2 separate regions of the Homo sapiens genome follow, and region 2 is linked to region 1. A link is an interaction called in ENCODE POLR2A ChIA-PET data of the cell type or tissue named here. Cell type or tissue: GM12878. All regions are shown on one strand. Each heading gives the region's core, and the rest is flanking DNA. Links, peaks and the distances in the headings are about the cores only.

The links. ChIA-PET counts read pairs that join two places held together with the same protein. Peaks named below come from ENCODE experiments on the same cell type or tissue, not always from the same donor. Only the 100,000 strongest peaks of a DNase experiment are listed, where the experiment ranks them.
Region 2: POLR2A ChIA-PET joins it to region 1 with 7 read pairs; 3 of 35 experiments call an interaction of 5 or more read pairs at or near these places.

What each region holds. Positions count from the first base shown.
Region 1 is chr1:201,879,775-201,885,151 of GRCh38, forward strand. IPO9 (importin 9) reads left to right here. Exons shown (of 24, transcript NM_018085.5): 24 at 1-4,517. Among named protein-coding and RNA genes, the nearest start is that of SHISA4, 6.4 kb to the right of the region's middle. RefSeq lists enhancers at 2,533-3,032, 4,133-4,202. In GM12878, for the core only: no CTCF peak of the experiment used is centred there; a DNase peak (open chromatin) is centred at 3,070.
Region 2 is chr1:202,094,353-202,099,729 of GRCh38, forward strand. All of the region lies in intron 1 of LOC105371684 (a long non-coding RNA gene), which reads right to left. It also overlaps the pseudogene CRIP1P3. Among named protein-coding and RNA genes, the nearest start is that of GPR37L1, 26 kb to the right of the region's middle. In GM12878, for the core only: no CTCF peak of the experiment used is centred there; no DNase peak of the experiment used is centred there.

The DNA of each region.
Region 1 (5,377 bases), core at 320-5,319:
ACACCTGTAATCCCAACACTTTGGGAGGCCTAGGTGGGTAAATCAGCTGAGATCAGGAGTTCGAGACCAGCCTGGCCAATGTGGTGAAACCCCGCCTCTACTAAAAATAAAAAAATTAGCTGGGCATGGTGGCACGTGCCTGTAATCCCAGCTACTCGGGAGGCTGAGGCGGGAGAATCACTTGAACCTGGGAGACAGAGGTTGCAGTGAGTCGAGATCACACCATTGCACTCCAGCCTGGGCAACAGAGCAAGATTCTGTCTCAAAAAATAAAGTTTATTATGCCAGGAGGGCCAGGTGTGGTGCCACACCCATGTAATCCCAGCACTTTAGGAGGCTGAGGAGGGCAGATCACTTAAGCCCAAGAGTTTGAGACCAGTCTGGGCAATGTGGCAATACCTTGTCTCTTAAAATTTAAAATAAAAAAAAAGTTTATTATGCCAGGAACTGTTAATGTGTCCAAAAAAACTCCAGTGTGGTTCTAGGATGAGATAATAAAAACAGGTTGTCTAGGGTAGTGTGGAAGGTCCTTTCAGTCTTCCTGTGCCTATCAGTGATCCTCATTGCCATGTTCCCTTCTGGTGCTCAACCGGAGGCTCCCTGACAGATGAGTCCTCTGCCAGAGGAAGGCTAAGATGTAGAGGACAAATCGTGTCAAGGAAAAGAAGCTTGAAGGAGCTAAGAATGCTTAGCTTAGAGAAGACAAGAGGAAACAGGACATGGCTTTGGGAAGTTCAAGGATGGTCCAGTGAAATACATACTATACTTTTGCACCCCAGCTAAGCTGACCCATGATCAGTAAGTAGGAAATAAAAGGCCAATTTCTGGCTACTCTTGCCCCCAACCCCATTTCAGTGAACTATGAACCTCTATTAGATATGCAAGGCCGGTGCTAAATGCTGGAGGGCTTTGGCCCTTTCCCTCAAGGAGCTAGTCTAGTAGGGGGTCAGAAATACAGATGGGCCTGAACATAATGATGGTTTGACTTCCAGTTTTTCAACTTTAGGATTGTGCAAAAGCTATACACATTCGGTAGAAACAGTACTTCAAGTATCCATACAATCAGTACAGTATTCAATAAATTACATGAGACATTCAACACTTTATTATAAAATAGGCTTTGTGTTAGATGAGTTTGCCCAACTGTAAGCTAATGTAAGTGATCTGAGTAGGTTTAAGGTAGCCTAGGTGTATTAAATGCATTTTTCACTTAACGGTATTTTCAACTTTTGTTGGGTTTATTGGGATGTAGCCCCATTATAAGCTGAAAAGCATCTGTAGTATAATAAATGTGGGGAGTGCTGTGAGAGAAATAAGTGTACTGGGTTTAGTTCCCACTGCCCAAAAAAGGAACTGGCTAATGGTAACCTGGGGGAGGAAGTCGGGTAAGTTGCATGGAGAAGGCAACCCTTGAACACTTGCAAGGAGCTAACAATACCTGCTTCTGGAGTATTTAAACGCCAGTGGGTATGCTAAATACTTTTACCTCAGACCACCTACTAACCTTACAAAGTAGTCCACTTTGCTCACCCAGTTTTACAGATTGATGAAACTGAAGCAGACAGATATTGTTAACCTATCAAAGGTCACCCTGCAAGTGTGTGATTATAGTCCAAGCAGCTTGTACTTGTTGCCTATTTGTTTTGCCTTTCCTGTGCATTTGCCAGGCAGATGAGAGTGGGGTAAGACATTGCAGAGAAAAAGTAAGAAAAGGCCGTCATGAAACAATTTCATTTTCAGACCTTATAAGCACGTTACAAGTACTGATATTTATGCTTAAGTTCACGGGAGTCCTGGCCAGAAATAAAGCTGGAAGGACAAGTGGGGGGCAGATTGTGAAGGATCCTTCAAGACCTGCTTCCTCTAGAGAATGGGAGACTACCCAAGATAACTAAACAGGGAAGTGATCAGGTTTTGTGTCTTAGAAAAGTGTTGCAGTGTTGATGCAAATGTGACTAGAAGGGTGACTTGGAACCTGGATTGAAGGGGTGGGAGATGGGAGAAAGGAATGCAGTCTGGCAGCAGCTACAGCAGTCCAGGTGGGAAAACCCAGAGCCTGAACTAAGGTTGTAACTAGAGGGGATAGGGTGGAAGAGCTGGATTAGAGATGTTGACAAGATAAAGTCAGTAGGACTTAAAGACTGACAAGTAAGGATTTTCCAAAAGTGAGAGCTGTGGAATGAATTGTCTTAAAATGTTGCAGTGAGTTCCTCCTCATCAATCCAAGTGCTCGATCAGAGGCTAGACCTTTAGTTAGCAGTCACGGGAAAATTCCCCATTCTCACGGGGATTTAGACTAGGTCTTAACCATACTTTACCAAGATTCCAGTAGCAAAGCACCCAAAAGTAATCGCAATAAAATTCCAATTTTTGTAGGCCGGGCATAGTGGCTCACACCTGTAATCCCAGCACTTTGGGAGGCCGAGGCAGGCGGACCACGACATCAAGAGTTCAAGAGCAGCCTGGCCAGCATGGTGAAACCCCGTCTCTACTAAAAATACAAAAAAATTAGCTGGGCATGGTGGCGCATGCCTATAATCCTAGCTACTCAGGCAGCTGAAGCAGGAGAATTGCTTGAACCCGGGAGGCAGAGGTTGCAGTGAGCCAAGATCATGCCACTACACTCCAGCCTGGGCGACAGAGCGACACTCTGCCTCAAAAAAAAAAAAAAACAAAAAAAAAAACAAGTTTTGTGAATTTAAGTTTCCCTAATGGATGGTACAGGTCAACATTTGCCATCTAATGACACTTACATTCCAGTTTTTTCCTTTTTTGAGTAACTGGGAAAAGGGTGGCATTACTGCTGGCTTCCTAAAATTGAAAAGTATACTAGGGTTTTTAAACCTGTGTAGAATACATGATATGGTAGCAAATGTGCTGTAGGAAGAAAAGCAATGAGGAACTACTGGCCTGACTAGGAGGCCTAGAAGTCCCTCCCAGGCTTGAGTTGTTCTGACTTGGCATGATTACATAGCTGCGGCAAGTGACGTTTCCTTCAAGCCTTGGTTCCCTCATCTGTAAAATAGGGAACTAATACCTACCTCACAGGATTGTAGTTAGAATTAAGGATGACTTCATTAAAGCACCTCTAGTGGTGGAAGATGTCCCATCCTATCCCCCACCCATAGCTGGGAGCTATGTTTGGCTCATTCTTCCTGACTCACTGGATTACACTGTGACTCAGTTCAATTTCACACATGCTGCTGCTAAATTAGGGTCTTGGTGAGCCTTTGGGAGGACAGCTCTGAGGAATGAATTGTAGCACTGCAGCCCTGCCTGAGGAACATGATAGAAACAGGTGGTAGGCCCAGCTCTTGCCTTCCACCTACTAAGCAGTTTTTCTGTGGTTAGCTGTGTGACATAAACTATCGGTGTATTAATTTGCTTTCACTAGATTCCCCCCCCCCCAACAACTTAGTCCAAGAACATACCTGAATTCTTTGCATTTCCTTGCCTTAGTTGCTTTTGTAGGGTGGACAGCAGGACTGCATGAGAATAGCTGTGCTTCTGGACCCTATGGTGAAAGCTCTAGTGAACTGCAATTAGGCCCAGGGTCCCGGAGGAAGAAGGGGAGAGAAAAAGGGGGGTAGTTTTCCAAAAGATAAGTAGGGGACAAAAAAGTCCACGGGGCCTATGAGCGGTGAGACTCCTGCCCTGATTGTGGCAAAGCACCTGGAGATGATAGAACTTCCTAGGGAAAAGGCTGCATGGAGTCCCCAGGGATGCTGGGCCCTGGTCACCAAGGCTCCCTGGGAAGGTCTCTTGTACCTGGGGCACACAGACCAACACTTCTGAATTTGCAAGCTTAAGAGCATGTATGAGCAGAACCTGTGCAGACCAAGGCTTAGAGGGCTCACCTCAATGTTTTGCACTGTGTGAGACCCCAGGACCTTTTCGTGATTCTGGAGAGGGGAACAAACCATAATAACAACAAACCAGGTAGCAGGATAGAGACTCATTCTCATCTATTTTGGTTAAAAGAAAATAAATGTATTTCTTCCACACCTGATTTTGTGATTGCAAATTCATAACTAATATCCCTCGTCAGCTCCGCTGACTCATCCCTGCCACAGGGAGGTTCACAGCAAGAGCACAGAAACTAGGGCCAGTGCCCGGTTGTGTGACCTTGAGTAAGTTCTTTTTCCCTTGAACAGGGAGAGAGACACAATGGATCAGAGTGTCTCTGCCAGTTCTAACTTGGGGATTCTAGTGGGTTGAACCGAACGGTAGTCCGTTTCCAAAAGAGGAAGCCAAGACCAGAGGGGGAGTGGTTCCTTCAAGTTTGCAGAACCAGTAAGTGGCAGAGCAGGACTCATATCTAGTTAGTGGTTCAGAGCATGGGCTCCGGAGCTAGACTGCCTGGATTTGAACCCTGGCTTTGCCACTTGCCTGTTGGGTGACTTTGGACAAGCTGCTTAAATTATGTCTCCATTTCCTAATCCACAGAACAAGTGTAATACTAGTTATCTGTTTCATGGAGTGATTGTGAGGATTAAATAAAGTTAATATAACACAAAGCACTTCGTAGTGCTGCCTCATAGTAAGTGTTAATGTTACCTATTATTAGTCTGATCCCAAGTCTAATGCAGTTGTCACCACCTAAACCTGCCTTTACAGAGCTGGCCTTTCTGAGAAACCCTGTGCCTCTGTAGATTCAACACTCCCATCTGTGCAGATGGCTAACAGCTAGGCTGAAAACAGAAACCTTAGGTTGGAAAGGGTCAGCTGGAGGGCTGAGGCCCATGGCCCCAAATCCTCCCCAGGAGAGAGAGTAGGTTCAGAAAGGAGAGAGCTATAAACAGAGCCTTCCTCCCTTGCCCTCAGATCCCAAAATAACACTTGTCTACCGCCATCCTGCCCAACTGGCAGAGTGGCAGGCTGAGTAAGGTGCCATTTAAAGATAACCTGGCCCTCACCATCTGCCCCACTGGCTGGGCTGGGCTCCTGAGGCCAGGCCTTGGCTGCCTGGGACTGCTGCTGCTCCCACAGCCACCCAGAGTGTGCCTGAGTAGGGGGCTGCTCACAGCTGCCATCCAAGCCAGCCTGGCTACACCCTCTTCTTTCCTGAGGCCCAGGCTGTCCTGGGCTCTCTACAAACAAGCAGAAGCCTGGCGTTCTGGGAGAGGCAATCCTACAAAGGCATTGGTAGAAAGTCCTTCTGGAGAAGAGTGCTCCATATATATATATATAAATGTATAGGATACTTGTGCAACTTTGTTACATGGAAGAGTACACCTTCTTACCAGTAGCTTGGCAGCAGTGAGGCTCATCCTCACTGTCCTTCACCCACCCTCCACTTGCTAGTCCCTCCCACCAAGAGGACAAACAGGAGACAGTCTTTCATTTACAGCAAGAAAGATTAAAGCTGGATGCCAAG
Region 2 (5,377 bases), core at 314-5,313, 210 kb after region 1:
TTCCTTCGTGCCATGCTGCTTCTCTGAATAGGTCAGGACAATCTAGTTCTTAGGATTATTTTTTAAAAACATCCTGCCAGGCACAGTGGCTCATGCCTGTAATCCCAGCTCTTTGGGAGGCCGAGGCAGGCGGATCACCTGAGGTCAGGAGTTCAAAACCAGCCTGGCCAACATGATGAAATCCTGTCTCTACTAAAAAATTAGCTGGGTGTGGTGGTGGGCGCCTGTAATCCCAGCTAATCAGAGGCTGAGGTAGGAGAATTGCTTGAACCCAGCTAATCAGAGGCTGAGGTAGGAGAATTGCTTGAACCCAGGAGATGGAGGTTGCGGTGAACTAAGATCGTACCACTGTACCCCCAGCCTGGGCAACAAAGCAAGACTCCATCTCAAAAAAAAATTGTTATTGAGTAATAATGATATACAATAAACTGTATGTATTTAGAGTGTACACTTTGATAAGTTTTGACATATGTATACACCCATGAAACTAACACCACAATAAAAACAGTGAACATGTCTATCACCCCCTAAAAGTTTCCTAGAAAATGAAGGAACAATGGATTTTAATGTTACAGAGGACAAAAAGTTCATTGATAGGGTTTCAGAGTCTACATTGCAACTAACCTCTAAGATTTCTGTTTCTGCTGGACGTGGCAGCTCTTGCCTGTAATCCCAGGCTGAGGTGGGAAGATTGCTTAAGACCAGGAGTTCAAGACCAGACTAGGCAACATGGTGAGACCCCATCTCTACAAAAAATACAAAAATTAGCCAGGCATGTTGAGCATGCCTGTGGTCCCAGCTACTGGAGGGGCTAAGGTGGGAGGATCGCTTGACCCAGGGAAGCAGAAGTTGCAGTGGGTTGAGATTGTGCCACCACACCTCACCCTGGGTGACAGAGGGTGACCCTGTCTCAAAAAAAAAAAAAAAAATGCTATTAAAATACTCCTCACTCTTTAAACTGCAAATCTGTGTGAAGCTGGATTTTATTCATGTACATCAACCAAAACAACATTCACAAAGGATTGAATGCTGAAGAAGGTACAAGAATCCAGCTGTCTTCTATTAAGCCAGATATTAAAGAGATTTGGAAAAAAGTAAAACAATGTCATTTTTCTCACTAAGTTTTTCTGCTTTTGGAAAATGTAGTTTTTTAATTTAAAAAAGTTATTTATGTTAATGTATAATGGGTTTCTTACTGTGAATCCCTTCCCTATGCATAGGAAAGCACTTTACTACCGGGGCCATAAATGGTTAAGGTGAGAGATGATCCCAAACCCAGCTCTTGTCTATTTCATACTTTCTCACAGAGGTTGCAGTGAGCCAAGATCGTGCCACTGCACTCCAGCCTGGGTGACAGAGTGAGACTCTGTCTCAAAAAACAAACAAAAAAACACCCCATACTCCCTCATTCTATCCCATGTGTCTTGTCATCGCCCCTAACCTTTTTTTTTTTTTTTTTTTTTGAGATGGAGTCTCGCTCTGTGGCCCAGGCTGGAGTGCAGTACCACGATCTCGGCTCACTGCAAGCTCCACCTCCCAGGTTCACGCCATTCTCCTGCCTCAGCCTCCGGAGTAGCTGGGACTACAGGCGCCTGCCACCATGCCCGGCTAATTTTTTGTATTTTTAGTAGAGACGGGGTTTCACCGTGTTAGCCAGGATGGTCTCGATCTCCTGATCTCGTGATCTGCCCGCCTCGGCCTCCCAAAGTGCTGGGATTACAGGCGTGAGCCACCGCACCCGGCCTTACCTTTCTGTTTTTTGATAAGGGTTCTCGATGGTTGCCCAGGCTGGACTGCAATGGTGCCATCATAGCTCACTGCAGCCTCAAACTCCTGGGCTCAGGTGATCCTCCAACCTAACCTCAGCCTCCCGAGTAGCTGGGACCACAAGTGTGGTCCATCACATCCAGCTAATTTTTAAATTTTTTGTAGAGATGAGGGTCTCCCTATGTTGTCCAGGCTAGCCTCAAACTCCTGGACTTAAGTGATCCTCCTGCCTAGGCCTCCTAAAGTGTTGGGATTACAGGGATAAACCACCACTCCTGGCCAGTTTTAATTTCTAATTTGATAAATAGCAATAGATATAACCCACATAAACTGGGGATTTTTGGAGTCTTCAATAGTTTTTAAGATTTAAAGGGGCCCTGAAACTAAAAAGTTTGAGAACCACTGATATACAGACCACAGGTTGAGAGAAGGCCCTTAGGATGGATGGCCTGTGTTTGAACTTGGGCTTTGCTCCTTGCTAGTTTGTAAGAGAACTTTGGGCAAGTTTGTAGTCTCTCTGATCCCTAGTTATCTCATCTGTAAAATGGGAATGATTGTAATGGTACTTACTATGAAAGGCTGTTGAAGATTAAGTGAGTTAACACATGGAAACATTTGGGAAGAGTGCTGGTATATAGTAAGTGCCCAATAAATGTTATTGTCACCATCGTCATCGTCATCAGCAGCAGCAGCAGCAGCAACAGCAGCCCTTCCTGAAGTATGAGAAATGTATATAGATGCTGGAGGCCAAGCTGGGGCATGCTAAGTACGAAGGCAAGCCCTGCTGAAACCACCCCTGCTACTATGCCATGTTTGGGCCCAAAGGCTTTGGGCAAGGTAGAGCTGAGAGTCACACTTTCTTCCTTTTTTTTTTGAGACAGAGTCTCACTTTATTGCCCAGGCTGGAGTGCAGTGGCGCCATCTCAGCTCACTGCAACCTCCGCCTCCCGGGTTCAAGCGATTCTGTGTCTCAGCCTCCTGAGTGGCTGGGATTACAGGCATCCGCCACCACTCCTGGCTAATTTTTGTGTTTTCAGTAGAGACAGGGTTTCACCATGTTGGCCAGGCTGGTATGGAATTCCTGACTTCAGGTGATTTGCCCACCTGGTCCTCTTAAAGTGCTGGGATTACAGGTGTGAGCCACCTCGCCCAGCCAGAGAGTCACATTTTCAAGCAAACCCAGGTGGTGGAAACTCCATCCTCATTGGCCACCCACTGAACCACTGTTTAGGCAGATGCCAGGCCTTACACTCAGACATCCAGGGCTCCCTTTTAGCCCCTCATGCCCTCAATAAACCTGAAGAGTGCATGGCGGCGGTGGTGGGGGTGGCGGCGGTGGCGGCGGATGGGGAACAACCCAAGTGTCAGTAAGGGTTATCCTGCCTCCTTTTTTTTTTTTTTTTTTTTTTCTGAGGTGGAGTTTTGCTCTTGTTGCCCAGGCTGGAATGCAATGGCACGATCTCAGCTCACCGCAACCTCCGCCTCCTGGGTTCAAGCGATTCTCCTGCCTCGGCCTCCCGGGTAGCTGGGATTACAGGCATGTGCCACCAAGCCCGGCTAATTTTGTATTTTTAATAGAGACAGGGTTTCTCCATGTTGGTCGGGCTGGTCCCGACCTCAGGTAATCCGCCCGCCTTGGCATCCCAAAGTGCTGGGATTACAGGCATAAGCCACGGCACCCATCCAGGTTATCCTGCCTTCTATGGGTTGAGAACTGCCCCAGTTACTAAGTAGAACATAGAAGTATATGTAGGTTTCTGTTCTTATAGGCCAAGGCAGGAGGATGACTTGAGCCCAGTAGTTCAAGATTAGCCTGAGCAACACAGTGAGAACCTGCCTCTACAAAAAAAAAAAAAAAAAAAAATTAGCCAGGTGTGGTGGCACATGCCTTTGGTCCCAGCTACGCAGGAGGCTGAGGCAGGAGGATTGCCTAAGCCTAGGAGGTTGAGGCTGCAGTGAGCCGTGATCACATCACTGCAGTCCAGTCTGGGTGACAGAGCAGGACCCTGTCTCAAACAAACAAAAAACCTACAAAACAGTTTATTAATTTCCTATAAAGTTAAACATACATTCTTCCTCTATTTTTGTTTTTTTGTTTTTGAGACAGGGTTTCACTATATGTTGCCTAGGCTGGACGCCAGCTCCTGGACTCAAGTGATCCTCCTGCCTCAGTGTCCTGAGTAGCTGGGACTATAGGTGCACAACACTGCACCCTCTTCCCTTTATTTTTATTTATTTTTTGAGACAGTTTCTCTCTTGTTGCCCAGGCTGGAGTGCAATGGCACGATTTTGGATCACTGCAACCTCCACCTCCTGGGTTCAAGCGATTCTCCTCCTTCGAGTAGCTGGGATTACAGGCACCTGCCACCATGCCCAGCTAATTTTTTGTATTTTTAATAGAGACAGGGTTTCATCATGTTGGCCAGGCTGGTCTCAAACTCCTGACCTCAGGTGATCCACCTGCCTCAGCCTCCCAAAGTGCTGAGATTACAGGCGTGACCCACTGTGCCCAGCCTATTTTAATGTGACGTACAAAGCCCTCCTTTCCCATCATGACTTCATAAGCACTCCATCAAAGAACAGTTGTCTTTTAGTATCTGTGGGGGCCTAGTTCCGGGAACCCCCCAACCCCACCGCCCAGGATAGCCAAATCTGCAGATGCTCTAGTCTCTCATATAAAGTAGTGTAGTATTTGCATGAATGGGACACACACATATCCTCTCACATACTTTTTTTTTTTTTTTTGAGACAGTCTTGCTCTGTTGCCCAGGCTGGAGTGCAATGGCGTGATCTGGGCTCACTGCAACCTCCACCTCCTGGGTTCAAGCGATTCTCCTGCCTCAGCCTCCCTAGTAGCTGGGTGACAAGAGTGAAAATCTTACAGGCACCTGCCGCCATGCCTGGCTAATTTTTGTGTTTTAATAGAGATGGGGTTTTGCCATGTTGGCCAAGCTGATCTCAAACTCCTGACCTCAGGTGATCTGCCTGCGTCGGTCTCCCAAAGTGCTGGGATTACAGGCATAAGCCACTACACCCTGCCTCATATACTTTTTTTTGTTTGTTTTTGTTTTTGTTTTTTTCAAACAAGGTCTCTTTTGCCCAGGCTAGAGTGATGTGATTCCAGCTCACTGCAGCCTTGACCTCCTGGGCTCAAGTGATCCTCCCACCCTAATATCCCAAGAAACTGGGACTACAGCTGTGCTCCAATTTTTTTATTTTCTGTAGAGCTCCTGTATATTTTAAATAATCTCTAGATTACTTATAATACCTAATATAATGTAAATGCTATGTAAATAGGTGTTATACTGTATAGTTTAGGAAATAATGACAAGAAAAATAGCCTGCATGTTCAGTACAGATGCAGCTATCCATTTATCCCCATATATATATATATAGTTTTTTTTTTGCGACAGAGTCTTGCTCTGTCACTCAGGCTGGAGTGCAGTGGCGTGATCTCAGCTCCCTGCAACCTCTGCTTCCCAGGTTCAAGCAATAATCGTGCCTCACCCTCCCAAGTAGTGTGCCACCATGCCCAGCTAATTTTTTTTTTTTTTGACACAGATTTTCACTCTTGTCATCCAGGCTGGAGTTCAGTGGTGCAATCTCAGCT